Linked DNA regions of Homo sapiens: region 1 is linked to region 2. The links are chromatin contacts, found by Hi-C or POLR2A ChIA-PET in ENCODE. All regions are on one chromosome and are shown on one strand. Each heading gives the region's core, a stretch centred on a gene start or an enhancer-like site at or near the end of the contact. The rest is flanking DNA. Distances are from core to core; before and after follow the strand shown. Region 1 holds the start of S1PR1 (sphingosine-1-phosphate receptor 1). Region 2 holds the start of RTCA (RNA 3'-terminal phosphate cyclase).

Region 1 (7,041 bases), core at 4,542-7,041, 970 kb before region 2:
TCACTGGATAATGTGGTCACAGGGGGAAAAGTGTCACCAAAGAGCTCCCCATCTCCCAAAGCCAGCCACCTTATCCCATCTTTCCCCATATCATGAATCACTACTGTGCTTATGAAGATAAGTCGGAGAATATGAACATTTTATCTTCCACAGAAACACAAAATGGACATACTTTTCCATTATGCTTGACTCTGTAATGAAAGTCTAGGAAGTGAATGTAACATGAAATCATTCCTTCCGCCTTAGCAGACAGATGGAGAGAGACATTCCAGTTTGTTTCCAGCCTTTTGTCTTTGGAGCATTTTTGGCATTTCCTTCAGGAAACTGGAGGTTGTGACCTAAGGTTTCCTTAGTGAACACATTTCTGTTTCCCACAGTTAACCTTACCCAGAAATGACATCTACTCTATTAGGTGAGGTTTATCTTCATGTCCCAACTGTGTCCTGTGCATATACAATGACACTTGAAAGCACAAATTCTGAAAGTAGCGAAAAGATTAGAGAGCCCAACATGCCAAAACACTTTAATCCCCCAAAAGATGACAATAATCAAAAACAAGAATTAACTATTACAATAAGTCTGTGATGCTTGCAAAGTGCCTTCATTTTGTAGTTGGAAAAATTAATGACTGAGAATATTAATGCTTTCAGATACTATGAATTGAAGGTTTTCAGATAAAAGTGTTATGCTACTCAGCCCACATTTTACAGCTAGCTGCTTCACTGATACTGTATACTTCTATGTGGTTCAGAAGATAGGCTGGGAGAAGCCAAGACAGTGTCCTGAAAAAAAAAAAAAAAAAACACATGATTTAATACCCATATCCATATCCCCACTTCCCCAACATGTTGGTGAAAGGCCAAGAATGTATGCTTTTTTGATGGGTTTTGAATGATGATTGAGTCTCATCATTTAAACTAGATTTACAACCACATTTTTGTGTATAATTTCTTTAAAAGCCCATATTTGATGACAGAATTATTGCATTTAATTTATTTGGCTTAAATGCAGTTTAAAACTCAAACAATTCTACTTACTAGCCAATGTGGTATTCAGAAGGTTGGTGGTTTTTATCTCATTCTTTACTACTCTTCAGTGTTAACTTATTGAAGTTTCTCTTCCTGAAAAAGATAGAGTGGTTTCTAAACAAACCACACTTTTTTCACACCCTAGTTAAGGTAAAAATCCTTTAAAGAATAATAGAAATTTGTCCTTCACTTTGATTCCAAAGAGCTACACAATCCAGTAGATGACTCAATAATTATTTTTAAGAATGCTCTTCACAAAGGGATCTTTAAAAAAATCAGTTTATTAATGTTTAAAAGTTGATAAAGCTATGTGCAAAATGATCCACAAAAGTCAGAAACCTATTAAATACTATTCTTTTTAAAAAAACAAGACATCTCTCGGTTTAATTGCACTGAAAACCATACTAAAGAGACAGTAATATATTTTTATTCTTTGTAATATTTATACATATCTTCAATTACTATCTAATGAATAGCTGGACTGAAAAGTTTCTGGCGTTCCCTACCAGTTAAAGTAATGCTTTTAAGGGCACAAGAGGGTGGTATTTTCTTAAGAAATACACATTCAATGGTGTTAACACGGGTTAGAAAAATCCAATAAAATGACTTCTGCTGAAACAAATACATTCAAAAATCAAGAAAAGTACTTTTAACACAACAAAATACAACCATGTTGTTGCTTGAAATGAATCACACAACATTCTGAAATAAACATCAACAAAAGTGCCAAAGACAGATGTCATATTTGTTAGACTCATTTGCTAAGAAATCTCCCTTGGTTTGCAAAAGTTAATCCATTCGGTTTTCACTTTGTTTTGCTTGTCTGTTTCTCCTAGGACACCAAGGATCCTGGCTAATATCATTTAGATAAAGTGGGCTTCCTTATGCAGATTTCGGCTTCAATGGATATGAAATGGTAACACATTTCATTGAAAAGATGTTTTTTAAAGAAATCAAAGTGACTTCAACCAAATTCCAAAAAACGGATCCCGCTTACATGGAAACTTTGGCCTCAGCGAAGGACATTGTTTTACACCTCCAAACCATCTTCATCTTCCCACAGCCTACGTACTCAACATAGCCTATTTGCTATAGATGATCGATCATTCCACAACCCCAGCTCTGATAACTCTCAGGTAGTTAAAGTATAAAGTAAAAGAACGTTGAGGAGGGGTATGAAGGGAAGGGAGGGTGGGGTGTGGGATGTACAGGGCATCCCTAAAGAAGCAGAAGTGCACACACTCACTTGGGTTTGAAACTAAAGTGAAGGAAAACATCTCCTCAAAGCTCCAGACAAAGAGACGCTTTCACATGGGGACATTAGTCTTTGAGGAGGGGCCAAATGAACCCTTTAGGAGCTTGACAATGCTAGACCTTTGGCTCAGTGCAAAATCAAAGCTCCAGGGGGGTAGAAAATATATTCCAGGCCGGGACCTGATCTCCACCCTTCCCAGTGCATTGTTCACAGGAACTAACTCTACCCACCAACACCCGACACCACCAGGCTGTTCGTATTCTCCCCCTTCCTCCCTCTGGCTTGCAGCAGCTCCTCCCTGGCAGCAGTCGAAGCCCAGAGATTTTTTTCCAAACACTGGGGTGGCCAGCGACCAAGTAAAGAGCGCTTCCGGTGGGTGGACAGCTTCCAGTTCTAGGAAGAAGAGTTGACGTTTCCAGAAGACATAATGGTCTCTGGGTTGTCCCCTTCGTCTTTCTGGGGGTGGGAGGAATTGTCCGATTTGCTGCGGCTGAATTCCATGCCGGCGATGATGGGTCGCTTGAATTTGCCAGCAGAGTCTCCGCTCGGGCACTTGCAGCAGGACATGATCCGGATGAAGGCCCGACGCATCTCCTTGTTGGTCAGAGTGTAAATGATGGGGTTGGTGCCGGAGTTGAGCACAGCTAACACCAGGAAGTACTCCGCTCTGAAGAGGATGTCACAGGTCTTCACCTTGCAGCCCACATCCAGCAGGAGCAGGATGAAGAGCGGTGCCCAGCAGGCGATGAAGACGCTCAGGACGATAATTACGGTCTTGAGCAGCGCCAGCGACTTCTCAGAGCTGCGGCTGGCCTTGGAAATGTTCTTGCGGAACGTCAGGCGGCGGCTCCGAGTCCTGACCAAGGAGTAGATTCTGCAGTACAGAATGACGATGGAGAGCAGAAGCAGAGTGAAGACCGTGGTGCAGAAGAGGATATAGTGCTTGTGGTAGAGCGGCAGCACGGTGGAGCAGCTGGACAGCGCACTGATGCAGTTCCAGCCCATGATAGGCAGGCCACCCAGGATGAGGGAGATGACCCAGCAGGCGCTGATTAGCAGGAAGAGGCGGAAGTTATTGCTCCCGTTGTGGAGTTTCATTTTCAGCATTGTGATATAGCGCTCAATGGCGATGGCGAGGAGACTGAACACGGAGGCTGACAGGGCCACAAACATACTCCCTTCCCGCAGAAACCACTGGGCGGGAGTGAGCTTGTAGGTGGTGGCCCCAGACAAGAGCAGGTTAGCTGTGTAGGCTACTCCTGCCAACAGGTCTGAGAGGGCCAGATTGCCAATAAAATAGTACATGGGTCGGTGGAATTTCTTGGTTTTCCAAATGGTCAGCAAGACAAAGATGTTCTCCAGGATGATAAAGCAGCAGATGAGAATGAACACCACCGAGGTCAGTTTAATGCTGTTCTCCTTGTCCGCGCTGATATTCAGCTTTCCCGTGTAGTTGTAATGCCGGACGATGATATCATAGTTGACGTAGTCAGAGACCGAGCTGCGGTGGGCCTTGACCAGCGGGACGCTGGTGGGCCCCATGGTGCCAACCCTGTGTCCCCAGGAAGCCGGGGTGGCGCTACTCCAGACGAACGCTAGAGGGCGAGGCGAGAGAGCCTTCACTGGCTTCAGGGGTGGTTCGATGAGTGATCCAGGCTTTTTGTGTAGCTTTTCCTTGGCTGGAGAGGGCCTCGGAAACCGCAGCCTTAAACAAGTCAGAGGAGAGAGTCAGGGAAAGAGCCACAGCATACTGGCATAATTCATTCTAGCTAAGGCACTGCTCCAATTGTGTTGTTGTTGATTTGTTTTAAAGAAACTTGGGGAGAGCTCAGGGAGAGAGATTTTTTTTAAAAATCAAATTATCTTTTTTCTTCCTTTTTTTTCTTTTTTCAAAAAAGGAAGAGGGGGAAGAAAAAGAGAGGGAGAAACTCTATGGCCACATTCACTCAAAGGGAAATGGGAATTACGATGTTGGCTGTGGGTTGACAAAAAAAAAAAGATGATGAAAAGGAAAACAAGGAGTGGGAGGAATGGGAAACCTAGAGAACTACACCCCATTTTAACTCCACTCCTGCCCTCTCACCACCCCACACCCCCTCACCCCCGGATTTCCAGCCATGAGATTCTCTGAAGCAGTCACCAGCTTAGCTGCACGCTCAATACCAGCCCACGTCTCTCCTCGGAAAAGACTCAACTGCCAGTCTGAGGGCGAAGACACACACCTCTGTCCCCCATGCCCACCCCCAGCCCCCCAGTTCAAAGATACTAGCACCACCTCCTAATTGCCATGTGCCATGCAAGAAATCAGATTTGCAGGAAAATCATTTGAAAGCGTAAGCCATTTGGGGGCTCTATTAATAACTCTCTAGGAGCAGGTGTGCTTAGGGTCCGAGGGCGCAGTGAGGTGTGGGCAGCCAGGCCCGCCCCGCCTTGCTGTAAACAGGAAAGCTTAGCGCCTCCGTGAAGCGACTGCCTTTTCTTTCTTCTTCTTATTCTCCCCGCCTCCCCCCGCGCCCCCCCACCCCACCCCCCACCCCAAGCCAGGGCAAGTAAATTTAAAGGTATTCAGTTAAAACCATTCATAACAGATTGCAGCAAATCCCAGAAGTTTCGTACATTAGTTGATTGCATAAATATTTTTTGCTTTGTTTAGTTTAGCCAAAACATACACAAAAGAGAGAAATCAAACTACTCATGACAGCCATAATACATGCTACCACATTTCTAATTTCGATTGCAAAACTACTCTTCAGAAACTCACATTAAACTGCTCCCTGGTGCATTGCTAAATTTGCGTGGGCAGTTTTATTTACTGCAGTCCCCCAACACGTTGACTCCTCTCCTAGGACTAGAAAGTTACAAAGAAACTTTCTAAGACGGCACTGGTCAGCAGAAGTCTACTTCTAAGTTGCTTAAATATTTCAAGGTAATGCAGCAATGCAATAAAATGAGGTAATAGAGATGAGAACAATCCCAGCAACTCCGCGAACAGCAGAGGCTGCTCAAGCCAAGAAGCTCCGCATTTTCCCCCAACTAATTTTATACCCTGCTCCTGGGCAGTACTAATTTAAGCCATTACCCACGCTCCACACCACCCACCATATTCTTTGTCTATAGGATTTCCAAAATTTAACGCCTTCCCTCCTATTCCTCCGACCAACTGCAATTTTCACTGCCCCTACACCCGTAGGTTCCACAGTTGGGAATTAACCTTTTTTCTGAACTCCATAAATCACAAGTGCCCAAGAACAATCTGATCGAGATGGGCTCCTTAGTAGCCCAGAGATGCAAATTTTCAGCGCCCGGAGATGCATGTTTTCTAAGTTTTTGTTTGCCTCGTTCGACTTAAAAATTCGTTTCTGACACCTAAGCCCTACCACAACCGGGCTCCCCGCGCCCGCGACCCCCGCCATTCGCCGCCCCCTACCTCGCTCAAGCAGGGCGAAGTTGCGTTCGGAGAGCCCGGGATCTGTACGGCTCGCTTCGCATCTTGCTGCTGCCCCCGACTGACTGCGTAGTGCTCTCGCAAACTTACTCGAGTCGGGGTCCCCTCCCTCCGCAGCGGAGCACTCCAATGGCCAGTCCCGCTCGCCGCGGCCAGTTCCCTGCCTGCTACGCGAAGTCACCCAGCGCCGCGCCAAGGCTGGGTGGTTTCTTCAGGAAGAGGCTGGGAGGGGTTAATGCCTTAACCCCCCACGCCCTCTGTCAGCTGGGGGCCCCCGGATCTGAACTGCTGAGACGCACTGTCCAGGAAAGATCTGGGGCAGAAGCAAAAAAAAAAAAAAAAAAAAAAAAAAGAACCCCTCCTCCCCAAACAACAAATGAAAGAAAAAAAGAGAGAGAGAGAAGGGGCGGAGCCCGGTAACCCCTGGATTCTACTGTATAAATCACTGCCCTCGCCCAGATAGACGCTGATCCCTGGCTGTGGAGAGGATTCTCCCGAGCCCCTGAAAAAAAAAAAAGGTGGAGAGACTTTGAAAACTTTTCTCTCGAAAAGTCTGAGGAGGCAGAGGACGGCCCGGAGTCTCGTAGCGCACCGCCCTGGTCCCACACCCCCCGCAGCCCTAGGAGGATCGGTGTGCTGAGCTTGTGGCCAGGAGCTCCCCGAGCCACTTTCGCGCGAGCAGCAGAAAACCTGAGCCGCGGCCCGGCGAGTGTCGGCGGCGCTCTGGGGAGGAGAGGCTGGGAAGGGGCTGCGAGAGGTACGGAGGAGACAAGCAGCCCGGGAGGGAGAATGAACCGGGAGGTTCCTGTACTCCCCCCGCCACCCCAGATCCTCGTGCTACTCGCAACTGCGGTCTGAGGGGCAGTGGCTTTCCCAGAGTGCACAGAGAAATGAACCAGCGCCGGTTTTGGTGTTGGGCGAGGGGTTTCCCTCAGCTGAGCACAAAGTCAGGCTGTGTGTCCCAGATTCTGGCCAATGGAGAGGTCGTTGAGGGGGTGGGCTGCTGCTGAGTCCTGAGAGATTCAAAACGCCTGGGCAGCTCAGGAATTTCCAAAGGGGGAGATTCTCGGCCAGGAGCTGCGGAGCAACTGCAGCTGCCCAGCAGGAGCCGGCACCCTTCTCTCACATTCTGCTTGGGAGTCGACTCAGAGGCCTCAAATCTCATTACTAGCACTTTGCCCACCCTTTTCTTTTGCTTAGATGCTACTTAAGAACGTGAGGCTGAGAGGCGGACTTGGTCAGATCTGCCTGCGTGACAAGCTCAGGACAGGACGCTTCTGCCCTTGCATTACTGTTGTAAAAGTTTCCACCCA
Region 2 (6,167 bases), core at 198-2,697:
AAAAAAAAAAACTAGAACATACAGAGACGCTAGGGGCAAGGTACACAGAGGAACCACCATGTGAAGAGGCAAAAAGACAGGCCTGGAGCAGATCCTTTTCTCATGGCTCTCAGAGGAAACCAACCTTGTCAGGACCTTGATCTTGGACTTCCAGCCTCCAGAACTGTGAGGAAATAAATTTCTGTTGTTTAAGCTCCACTCTGTGTGTGGCATTTTGTTATGGCAGCCCTAGCAAACTAATACAACACCTACAGCCTAATGAATTGGATTCCCCTGTTGGTGAACTGGAGGGCTGCAAACTATGACAAAGGCAATTAACATTAACATATCAGTAATTGCCTTTTGGTAATTTCAAAACTGTAGACAAAAGACTGAGACCGCTGATTTATTAAAATGTAATAAATACAGAATACATACAAAGCAATCAGTGTGGCTTCAAACCTGGGTCCTCTTCTAGCAGGTGCATGTACCTGAAGCTCAACTAGTGGCATGCCCAGCTACCCAGACAGAAGAAATAAGGTCAAATGTCAAGGTGTTTCCCTCTCCACAACAGATAATTCTGGTCATAACAGCTCTCTGGAGGTATGAATGAAGGCTGGGATAACACATCTCAGGATTCTTTCCTGTTTTATGATTCTAAAACTGACAGCAGAACCAGAATGCACTGGTTATAAAACAGGGTTTCCTCTGGCGTCACAAGCATTTCTGCCCTATCTATCTTGCCAGCTCATACGTGCTGTTCGGATATTTGGAATGCCCGGTGAGGTGAGAAAACATTTTAAAAGCTAGCTCTTCAGCAAATGACACTATTTAGTCAAACAGAGAAAACTCGAGACCATTTCTAAACTCACCCCTCCAGGCTTTCAAGACTTTACAACCCAGGCCACCGCCCAGGCAGAGTGCCCCGCCCTGGATCGCCCATACCTGCGTCTGGGACCTTCTGGGTTCCACCACTCGGACTCCCGATGCCCCAGCCCGGCAGCCCGACCCCCCGATCCCCCAGCTTCACGGCCCAACTCCCCCTCCAGCCAGATTTACCTCAGGCCTGGCGTGCTCCGGCCGGCTCGGATCTTCTGCACCCGCAAGGGGAGGCCTAGGAGACAGCTCAAGGCCGTAGAGACTCTCAGGATCTGGCCGCCCTGCAAAGGTTGGGGTACAGGGAGAAGAGAAGTAAGCACACCGGTGGTGAGAGCTCCCCTCCTTAGTTAGGCTGCAGCCCCGGCCGCTTCGCTCTGTACTCACCCCTTCCATGATGCTGCCATCGACCTCCACCCGCGGCCCCGCCATGGGGGACACCCTGGGGCCCAGCCCGCAGCGACAAAGCCTCCGCCAGAGCGGGAGAAAGAAGAGACGTTGGCTCCCGCCCAGTAGTTCAGAAACCTTGGTTCATGCCTGGGGCGCAGGAGCCTGACGAGAAAGCGGAAGAAGCGGCGCCTCTCGGGACACTGGAGTCAGCAGAAACGAACCCCCGGGTTCGCCCAGTTCCGCAGTCAGTGCGCATGCGCGTAGCTCGGCTTAAAGGAGCCGCGCTGGGAACACTGCGGTCGGGGCGAGGAAGCTGCCGGGGAAGTGAGATGACGGTCGCGGGGGTGCCCAGGAGCCCTGAAAAACTTGTGCCCTGGGCACGGCAAAATCTGCAGGTTGCAGAAAGTCTCAACTGTAAGATAACTCCTCCAGTTATCCCGCAGGCTTGTGCTTTATCTCTGTTTTGTGGGTAAATATGTGTTTATATCTGTTTTCTCGAGGATCCTGGCATACCCCGAGGTGCCGACTTTTAGAGCTGAAGATGCAAGAAAGATTGGGATCCTGCGATGCACCGAACCTGTCTCTCGAAGTGTGTGCGCCCTGGTACATTGATACTCTTGGCCTTTGGTTCCTTGCGGTGTGCGTGTTTGTGTATGCGGAGTGTGTTATCTTTCTTTCTAGGGTGACACACCATTTATTTGAGAGGCGGGAAAGGCAGAATCACTAGTTTAATATTCTGAAAAGCCAAAGTTATGCCATTTTGCTTGAGAGTGAGTGCAAGCTCTTGACTCCCAGGAACAGTGCAGCTAACAATTCACCTCAGGCGAGGGCAGAAGCAATAGCCAGCTTCTTGGTTCTGCCTGTGGCTCAGTTCCTACATAATTGAGTACCAAATAATATGTAAACCTCTAGGGAAGCAAAAAAGAGTAATTCAGCTTCTACCCCCGAAGTTATTGGAGGTATAATGGAGAGACTGAGACGTAATCAATTACAATGTCATCCTCAATAATAATTAACATGTACTGTATTTAGAGTTTATTATGGGGACAATTACAATATATTAATAATATACTGTAACAATAACAGGCAACACTTATTGAGCACTTAGGTGTTGTGCACTGCATGCATTCATAACATGATAAAGTACTTACTGTTTTTACTGTTTTACAGCTTCCTGTGTTAAACAATTTGCTACAAGGTCACACAATTTTAACTAGAAGACTGAGATGTGAACCTGGGTGGTCTGATGTGAACACCACTGTCTGGTAATCCCAACGCTCTGCTGCTTTGCGACAGAGAATGTTTTAGGGAACACACAGACTATGTACTTAACCAAATCTGGAATTTGCCGTAAGATATTAATCAGAGAAGTAATGATACTTGCATTTTAAAATGAAGGCTTTGGCAGTAGGAGAAGGGTGAATAAGAGGCTTAAGAGCCTGAAGGGAGAAATGCCAATGATACAATTATCCAGCAAGAAATAATCAGAAGTTGAAGTAAGGCAATGATGGTAGGGATGGAATATAAAAAAGCTGTACCCCTATCTGACATCTTTATTGGGGGAACCCGCCCCCAATATTTCAACGTAGGTTCTTTCTATTTTCCATAAGTGTTGGCCAGCTGAGAAATAAAGAGAGACAGTATAAAGAGAGGAATTTTACAGCTGAGCCACCGGGGGTGACATCACATATCGGTAGGACCATGATGCCCGCCTGAGTCTCAGACCAGCAAGTTTTTATTAAGGGTTTCAAAAGGGGAGGGGGTGTAAGAACAGGGAGTAGGTACAAAAGTACAAAGATCACATGCTTCAAAAGGCAAAAAGACCTTACTACTAGTAAGGGTCTAACAAAGATCACATGCTTCTGAGGGAACAGGACAAAGGGCAAAAGCAGAACTACTTATAAGAGTCCAACAAAGATCACAAGGCAAAGGGCAAAAGCAGAGCTACTGATAAGGGTCTATGTTCAGCAGTGCACATATTGTCTTAATAAACATCTTAAATAACAGAAAACAGGGTTCAAGAGCAGAGAACTGGTGTGACCACAAATTTACCAGGGCGGAGTTTTTCCCCACCCTAGTAAGCCTGAGGGTACTGCAGGAGACCAGGGCGTATCTCAGTCCTTATCTCAACCGCGTAAGACAGACATTCCCAGAGCGGCTGTTTATAGACCTCCCCACAGGAATGCATTCCTTTCCCAGGGTATTAATATTTATATTCCTTGCTAGTAAAAGAATTTAGCAATATCTCTCCTACTTGCACATCCATTTATAGGCTCTCTGCAAGAAGAAAAATATGGCTGTTTTTGCCCAACCCCACAGGCAGTCAGACCTTATGGTTGTCTTCCTTTGTTCCCTAAAAATTGCTGTTATTCTGTTCTTATTCAAGGTGCACTGATTTCATATTGTTCAAACACAGATGTTTTACAATCAACTTGTACAGTTAACACAATTATCACAGTGGTCCTGAGGTGATGTACATCCTCAGCTTACGAAGATAACAGGATTAAGAGATTAAAGTAAAGACAGGCATAAGAAATTATAAAAGTATTATTTGGGAACTGATAAATGTCCATGAAATCTTCACAATTTATGTTCCTCTGCCGTGGCTCCAGCCGGTCCCTCCGTTCGGGGTCCCTGACTTCCCGCAACACATCTTAGATTCTTATTACAGAAACTTAACATTCCCAGAAGAAGCCTCGCCTTTTTATTTCTAATTTTGGCTATGAATTCCTAGCTATGACCCATTTGCCCCATTCTAACTATTTCCAGTGGTAGGGGGAAAAGAACAAGACAGTAATATAATGTAGAGATGAGCTAATTGTGGTAATAATAAGCACTTGTGTAGTGCTTTCATATACATGATCTCTCTTAATGTTCATAACAAAGCTGTGAGGTTGGTGCTCTTATCTCTCTTTGGTTAATGAAGGACTGAGGCCTAGGGAATTGGAAGTGACCTGCCAAGATGACAGAACAATAAAGTGGCAGAGTTGGGTTAAATCCTTGGTTATTTTAATGACAAATGACAGACCAATAATTGATTCCTCAATAAAACAGTGGAAGTCAGAAAGAGTAGAATTGTACATTCAGAATGCTGGCAGAAAATAACCATCAACCTAGAATTGGGCACTCAGCAAAATTATCTTTCAAGAATTAAAGTATAGAAATAAAATAATTTCCAGGTACATGGAAACTGAATTTAACATCTACCTACACTTTTTAAAGGAAGTTCTAAAAGATGTACTTCAGAAAGAAAAATTACTTCAGAAGGAGAGTCTGAGATAGAAGTGATGGGCAAAGAAATTGTAAACACATAGTTGAATCTGAGCAAACATTACATGAAATAACACCAGACAACAAAAGTATGTAAGACGAGAGGTGGATGACAAAGTTAAAGAATTCTAAGGTCTCTCTTTGTAGTTAAGATATCAATTAATAGAGTTGACATAATTCAAGTCTTTAAGTACGCAAGGTAAAGTTTCAAGGATAACCATGAAAGTGTATAACTTCTAATCCAGCCAAAGGAAAAAATGGACTAACAGGAAAACACAGATTAAATGAACAAAAACCTAATATCATAATGAGCATTAAAAAAAAAGAGGATGAAAAGAAAGCACTAAAGTAACAAAATAGAAATAAATTCATATATATCAATAGTAACAATGAAAGTAAATAAACTTTCTGATGAAAAGCCAGAGATTGTTGGATGACACATACCCACAAGTTTAAAAAATAAAAAAGCCAGAGATTGGTTGAAAAAAAAAAGTGCCATTTACAAGAGATGCACCAAAAACATTAAGGATCGTGAGGAGTTGAAAATAAAAAGATGGAAAAGAGATGCCGTATAAATGCCAACAAAAAGAAAGGTGGTATACCTATATTCGTGGTATACCTGTATTTTGTATTAAATTAGACTTTAATACAAAAAGCATTATCATTGACCAAAAAGAGTCACTACAAAATAATAAAAAATTGTGTTCCCCAGGAAAATAGTTATTCAAACCTTTGTGTGTAATAAATAGCTTCAAAGTATGTAAGTCAGAAATTGAAGAAACTGGTGAATCCACTACCATATTGTGAAGTTTTAGCTCACTTATTTATAGATCAAGCAAATGAAAATTTAGGAAAGACAAGACAACTAATAAAACAACTAATAAACTTGATCTAAGGGCAATTATATACATACATAATTGGCCATGTACATATATATACAGATATATATATACATAAGATATATATACAGATATATATACACAGATATATATATATATAAAACCTTCAGTTATTATACATGTTTCCCTCCAGAACTCATGAAATAGACCTCCCCAGTACATTTTATAAGGCTAGTATGATCTTGATGCCAAAACCAAAGACAACTTGGGGAAGAAAAATTATAGGTCAACTTTATTTATAATTTAGATGCACCAGTCTCAGTCAAAATATTTACAATCAAATTCAACAATGTTTGTAAAATACAACACATTATAACCAAGTTGGGATTGAAGATCAATTTAAAATTGGAAAAATATGCTGATGTATCAAAAACCTAAGATCACACCAATAGATGCAGGAAAAGGATTGGAAAAAAAAAAAGATCCATTTATGATGAAACAAAATCAAGCAAAGCTAGGGATAAAACTCTCTTAGTGTTATTAATGGTATATTAGTCCATTTCACATGGCTATAAAGAACTACCTGAAACTGGGTAATTTATAAAGAAAAGAGATTTCATTCACTCACAGTTCTGCATGGCTGGGGAGGCCTCAGAAAACTTATAATCATAGCAGAAGGCAAAGGGGAAGCAAGGCATGTACTTACATGGTGGCAGGAGAGAAAGAGAGAGGAGATGGGGGCGAGGTACACACTTTTAAGTGCCACACACTTTTCAACAACCAGATCTTGTGAGAACACACTATCACAAGAAC

What was found. A loop is a pair of places that touch in the nucleus more often than their neighbours do. ChIA-PET counts read pairs that join two places held with the same protein, here RNA polymerase II (POLR2A). Pooled maps may share reads with other maps.
Region 1: a loop to region 2 is called in a pooled map, with 4 times the contacts of the local background. The contact joins the promoter of S1PR1 here to the promoter of RTCA in region 2. A Hi-C loop is called at or near these places in 6 of 50 pooled maps. POLR2A ChIA-PET finds 5 or more read pairs at or near these places in 3 of 52 experiments (GM12878, WTC11 and activated naive CD4-positive, alpha-beta T cell).

Annotation. Positions count from the first base shown.
Region 1 is chr1:101,235,769-101,242,809 of GRCh38, reverse strand. S1PR1 (sphingosine-1-phosphate receptor 1) reads right to left here and starts at 5,791. Exons shown (of 2, transcript NM_001400.5): 1 at 5,711-5,791; 2 at 1,292-3,988. The coding sequence starts at 3,825. The coding sequence ends at 2,677. S1PR1-DT (S1PR1 divergent transcript) reads left to right here and starts at 6,282. Exons shown (of 2, transcript NR_104626.1): 1 at 6,282-6,485; 2 at 6,929-7,041. RefSeq lists enhancers at 3,929-3,978, 6,612-6,701.
Region 2 is chr1:100,261,496-100,267,662 of GRCh38, reverse strand. It overlaps RTCA (RNA 3'-terminal phosphate cyclase), which reads right to left and starts at 1,447. Exons shown (of 11, transcript NM_003729.4): 1 at 1,243-1,447; 2 at 1,039-1,139. The coding sequence starts at 1,287. It overlaps RTCA-AS1 (RTCA antisense RNA 1), which reads left to right and starts at 1,489. Exons shown (of 3, transcript NR_110435.1): 1 at 1,489-1,659; 2 at 1,746-1,834; 3 at 2,416-2,921. RefSeq lists enhancers at 1,279-1,638, 1,207-1,756.